2 separate regions of the Homo sapiens genome follow, and region 2 is linked to region 1. Evidence: read pairs that join two places in POLR2A ChIA-PET (ENCODE). Cell type or tissue: OCI-LY7. All regions are shown on one strand. Links, peaks and the distances in the headings refer to the core of each region. The heading gives the core; the rest is flanking DNA. Region 1 overlaps CDK17 (cyclin dependent kinase 17). Region 2 overlaps LINC02452 (long intergenic non-protein coding RNA 2452).

Evidence for each region. Peaks named below come from ENCODE experiments on the same cell type or tissue, not always from the same donor. Only the 100,000 strongest peaks of a DNase experiment are listed, where the experiment ranks them.
Region 2: POLR2A ChIA-PET joins it to region 1 with 12 read pairs; 2 of 35 experiments call an interaction of 5 or more read pairs at or near these places.

Annotation. Positions count from the first base shown.
Region 1 is chr12:96,314,337-96,317,248 of GRCh38, reverse strand. The region is part of intron 3 of CDK17 (cyclin dependent kinase 17); the gene reads left to right. Among named protein-coding and RNA genes, the nearest start is that of CDK17, 85 kb to the left of the region's middle. RefSeq lists enhancers at 412-1,042, 1,043-1,675. In OCI-LY7, for the core only: no CTCF peak of the experiment used is centred there; a DNase peak (open chromatin) is centred at 1,342; H3K4me3 peaks cover 1,193 bases; H3K27ac peaks cover 1,174 bases.
Region 2 is chr12:96,165,389-96,168,300 of GRCh38, reverse strand. LINC02452 (long intergenic non-protein coding RNA 2452) reads left to right here. Exons shown (of 3, transcript XR_945239.3): 2 at 2,870-2,912. Among named protein-coding and RNA genes, the nearest start is that of LINC02452, 5.6 kb to the left of the region's middle. RefSeq lists a silencer at 1,716-2,010. In OCI-LY7, for the core only: no CTCF peak of the experiment used is centred there; no DNase peak of the experiment used is centred there.

The DNA.
Region 1 (2,912 bases), core at 158-2,657:
TTCTCTAAACTTCCCTTCTCACTTCATTTCATCTTCGATCGCTGATACCCTTTCTTCCAGTTGATCGCATCGGCTCCTGAGGCTTCTGCATTCTTCATGTAGTTCTCGAGCCTTGGTTTTCAGCTCCATCAGCTCCTTTAAGCACTTCTCTGTATTGGTTATTCTAGTTATACATTCTTCTAAATTTTTTTCAAAGTTTTCAACTTCTTTGCCTTTGGTTTGAATGTCCTCCCGTAGCTCAGAGTAATTTGATCGTCTGAAGCCTTCTTCTCTCAGCTCGTCAAAGTCATTCTCCATCCAGCTTTGTTCCGTTGCTGGTGAGGAACTGTGTTCCTTTGGAGGAGGAGAGGCACTCTGCGTTTTAGAGTTTCCAGTTTTTCTGTTCTGTTTTTTCCCCATCTTTGTGGTTTTATCTACTTTTGGTCTTTGATGATGGTGATGTACAGATGGGTTTTCGGTGTGGATGTCCTTTCTGTTTGTTAGTTTTCCTTCTAACAGACAGGACCCTCAGCTGCAGGTCTGTTGGAATACCCTGCCGTGTGAGGTGTCAGTGTGCCCCTGCTGGGGGGTGCCTCACAGTTAGGCTGCTCGGGGGTCAGGGGGTCAGGGACCCACTTGAGGAGGCAGTCTGCCCGTTCTCAGATCTCCAGCTGCGTGCTGGGAGAACCACTGCTCTCTTCAAAGCTGTCAGACAGGGACATTTAAGTCTGCAGAGGTTCCTGCTGTCTTTTTGTTTGTCTGTGCCCTGCCCCCAGAGGTGGAGCCTACAAAGGCAGGCAGGCCTCCTTGAGCTGTGGTGGGCTCCACCCAGTTCGAGCTTCGTGGCTGCTTTGTTTACCTAAGCAAGCCTGGGCAATGGCGGGCGCCCCTCCCCCAGCCTCGCTGCCGCCTTGCGGTTTGATCTCAGACTGCTGTGCTAGCAATCAGCAAGACTCCGTGGGCGTAGGACCCTCCGAGCCAGGTGTGGTATATAGTCTCGTGGTGCGCCGTTTTTTAAGCCGGTCTGACAAGCGCAATATTCGGGTGGGAGTGACCCGATTTTCCAGGTGCGTCCGTCACCCCTTTCTTTGACTCGGAAAGAGAACTCCCTGACCCCTTGCGCTTCCCAGGTGAGGCAATGCCTCGCCCTGCTTCGGCTAGTGCACGGTGCGCACACACACTGGCCTGCGCCCACTGTCTGGCACTCCCTAATGAGATGAACCCGGTACCTCAGATGGAAATGCAGAAATCACCCGTCTTCTGCGTCGCTCACGCTGGGAGCTGTAGACCGGAGCTGTTCCTATTCGGCCATCTTGGCTCCTCCCTCTGATTTTTTTTTTAAATGTACCCTGTAAGTCTCAAAAGTGTAGCACTTTGGGAGTTGAGCCTTTCTGTGGGAAGGTCTCACTTGTAACTCAGAAACCCAGGGCTTCATTTTTTATCCCAATGTGGAAGGTAAACCCAGGGACCTTCTCATCAACATCAGCAGCCTCTCCTAAGACACTGATAGAGTCAATTTATGTATAACAGCTTTGGGTTTTCAGTCCTCTCTTTGTTTTTGCTTCCTAGGTATTACCAATACATTCTTGCACATTTAGCTGTGCATTTTAAAATATTGTATTTTAGTCAACATTTTCTTGAGGAAAGGGAGATTTTCATATCTCACTAGAAATGGAAGCCATGATTAAATTATTTTTAACATTTTGAAGGTGTGACAGAAATGAATACAGGACCTTAGATGTGTTATATACCAAATTTTAAGAGGTTAGGAATCAATCACCAATACATTACTTTTGCTGCCAAATTAATTTTTTGTTCACATATCACCATAAAATTTCTATGGAAATCTCAACATAACTGAAGTGTATTCTTAGATTACATATTGAGCTATTAAAAATCCATTACCATTTGCAACTGCTTATGAATATTAATTGGAGTTTTCTTAATATTGAGTTAACCAAGACAAAAATACAGACATAAAGTGAGTTTTAAGATAGAGTTGATATAAGACCCTTGAGTTCAAATTTCTCCTTAATCTAAGCAGTCCTCATGATTTTATATGTAAATATTATTAAAAGTTAACATTTATACTTATAAAATACAATTGTCTCACACATTGATATTTTATATAACTTTATTTGAAAAAGAGATCTAGTTATCTAGGCCATTCCTTGATTGTTAGTTAATATGCAGTTCCCTTGAATACTTGTTAAGCACCTTCTGAGTGCCAGACAGTTGGTTAAGTTCTGGAAATAGAAAAGTGAACAAGCTAAATCCCATCCCCAAGGATCTTATAAAATCACATGCACCAAAAAATGTTCTTCAGTGCAGTGGGTGGGGGCACAGTAGTCAACTGTGTCTGAGATTAGAAAAGACTTCACTGAGTGATGACACATGAGCATAGTTTGAAGACTAAGCCTGATCTCACAAAGTTGATAAAATAGGAAAAGGCATCTTTTAAAAACGAGAAAAAAAGTGTGTTAAAGCACTGCAGCATGAAACAACATGCTTCTTTCTGGAAAATGAATACGTGTATAGAAAGTAATAGTGGCAAGAGAGGAGTTCTAGAGATCCAGCATTTGTTTCCTAGTACACTCTTCTTGCTGGGTTATTAGATAATGACTGACAAATGCAGGTATATGAGTATACAACTTGGCCAGATGTGGTGGCTCATGCCTGTAATCCCATCACTTTGAGAGGCCAAGGTGGGTGGATTCCTGAAGTTGCAGTTTTTTGAATTTTTGCAATCAGACCTTGGTGATGACCTTGAGCAGTAGGATATAAGTAGCTCCCACATGCTTAGCTTCCAATAATGGAACACTAGGCATAAATGGCTACAAGTTCAAGATGAGCCTGAACAACAAGGCAAAACCTTGTCTCTACAAAAAAAATAAAATAAAATAAAACAAAACAAAACACCAGATGTGATGGGT
Region 2 (2,912 bases), core at 99-2,598, 150 kb after region 1:
AGGTCTTCCAAGGGGACCAGTTAGATGGTGATGGCCGGTATCTGAATGCAAAGTTTCCAGTAAATGAGTTTTAAAGACAATAATGTTGGTTTATAGTAATATTTTATACAATATTGGACTTTTACAGGAAACTATTTGTAATCATAGTGAATTTCATTTAATAACCTAATAACTTGATTGTTTGGTACTCATGTAGAAATTGTAGGTCTTACATGATTTGGGGCTGTTGGAATCCAAGATTTTCTTCCCAATTGTTATAAGCTTTCTCCAATAGTTACTTTAAATTTGCCCATTATTGCTTTCTCTTCTCACTGTTTTCCTTTAACCTGATACTTGCTGACAATTCACCAGAGAGGTGAGCCCCTTGCATACTTCTAGACTTCCTGTACATGTTTTATCAGAGCAATAATGATGACTGTTCACCCTCATTACGGGTAAAATAAGTTAAGACAGGCTCAGGCCTAGGTTAATATGCTTCTAACTTTGACTCTAAATGAAACCTGTGTTTAGGAAGAGGGTAGCTGAGGAATCACATGTCCATAGGGGCCAGGCAGGTAACCTAAATGTATGAAGAGAGCTGGCTGTAAGAAAAGCAACAGGTGAGAAGCCCTACCATCAAAGTGGAAGCTTGGAACTGAGTCATCTGCTGGGCTATTTTAGAGACCCCCTGCTCAGAGGCCTGCTGGTCTTGGAGTGTGGCAGGCCTGATTCCACAGGTGGAGGCCACAGCCCTACTGGGTCCTGTGAGAAACAGAGCTTGGAGAGCCAGGGGAGTCCCTCTCCTGGTTCATCATCCTTAGCAGGACTCCCTGGCTCGCTCAAGCTCCATCTGATGCTCAGCCTTGGATTAGAAGGGCCCTTGCTGCCTCCTTTTCATGGGAGTTGAGAACCTCCTGAAGCCCATGCAGGACTTTGGGCTCAGGTCAGCTTGGGACTCAGGCTTATTTTTCTGGAAATGTAGCAGACTCTAAAATGCTGGCTTCCAGAGATCAAGGACTTGTATATTACTGTATTCAGGACTGAGCCAGCTGGCAAGCTGTAGTGGTTACTAAAATATCAAAATGCACCAAGTGACTCAAGGGTTAACACCTGACACAGGAGCAAAGGGCCTCCAGCACAGGCCCAGCAATATCTCCAAAGTCCTCCTGAAACCCTGAAAAACAAAACTGGTGAGTTAGGGTGAAAGCCTTCCTGTTACATGTGTTGAAAATCACCCCTGATTGTTCTTCAAATGTAACTCAGTGCCTGGCACCTTCTATAAATGAATGAACACATGAATGAATGAATGCATTAATGAATGAATGAATGAATGAATGTAGGGCTGGAGGGCAACAGCTGTTCAATACGTGTGTGTTGCATGAATGAGTCTTCATCTGCTGTTTTCTGAAAATGCAGGCATTCCTTACACACAGCAGAGCTCTCTGAATCCATCTTAAATAGCATTTTACACTGGTTTGAGAACTCAAGGTCACCCTCTTACTTGTACCTGGGCTTTTATATAATACGCTTTAATCACCTGCCTGGCAGCTGTCAGGAAAGCTTTCTGTTGTAACATATCCAGGGAAAAAGTCATATTTTGCTTTACATACTTAAGTGAAAAATTGGTCCCTGGCTGAACATAATGGAAGTCATTCGTTCTGGAAAAAGCAATTCAGAAAAAGATATCCCCTAAAAATCTAGCACAGTCCACTCAGAACTCCATCCTCTGATGGGCTGGGGAAGATCCTTAGACTTATGAGCTATTTTGAGGGGGGTAGGGGGTACTTTAATTTCCCATAAGGGCAAGTGTCTAGGAAATCTGTCTACTAACTGTAACTGTTTGCTCCTGAAATGTGTGATTGGCCCCATCTGAGAGGTGACGGATGCTCCTTTTAGTGCCTGGCAGTCCCCATTACAGCGAGTGTGGAAGTGACTTCTGTGATCCCTAGCCAATGTGAAGCCTTTCAGTCAGGAAGAAGAGTGGAGAGAAACTTCTTACATTTCAAAGTTTGCCCTTGAGAAGGCCTTTTCCCTCACGCCCCTCTTCCCAAAACCAGGGAATCTGATAACATTTTTCTATAATTTTTTTTTTGTCACCTATCTATGTAACCAGAGGCAGAAAGGAACGACTTGGTTTAAAACACAAGGCCGAGGCATAAGGTGGCGTGAGTCCCCAAAGCTGCTCCCTGGTTTCATCTAGGCCCTCTTCTTTCAGATTTAGTGATGGAATTCTCCCTGTTAGAGCCGTGGTTTTCATAACCCTAAAACCAGAGCTGTGCGGCCTCAGGGTGGGCAGCCGAGATTCCTGTGGCAGCTTCTTCTGAGCCCTGGGGGGTGGGAGGACAGACGGCAAGCGGGGTGGAAAGGGACAACTCCAGCCCTCACTAGTTACTTGGGGGTGGAGTGAGGATACATTTCTTGTGTCCCTTATGGTTGAGTTTCTCAAAGCTCATCTCTGGCTGAAACCAGGGAGCCGAACCAAACCCCTGCCTCGTGGGAAGCAATGATGTAGCCACTTTCAGCTTTTGTTCAAATGCTCCTGAAAGGGAGCCGCCCTATCACACACGGAACTTCAGGAAAGCTCATGCCCTCCCCAGAAATGACAAATGGAAAAGACAGAACAGTCTCCGGCCAGGCCAGGATACAGTCTCTGGAAAGAGATTGTTTTTGTCTCCATTGCCATAGAAAACACATCCTTTTAACTTAATAAGTAGGGAAACAGCATAATCACACGCGCTGGAGGTTACCAAGGTGAACAGAATCCAAGATTAAAATCTGCCAGTCCAGGGGTGCATGGAAGCATGGGAGGCCCAAAGAGGAAATCTAGTTTGCTGTTGGTAAATTTTTTTGGATGCTGTTTATGTTTGAACTTTTCTCTGTTTTCCTGTAGAAACTTCCGTACCCTCTTCCTGTGTCCCTACAAAAGCCTGGAC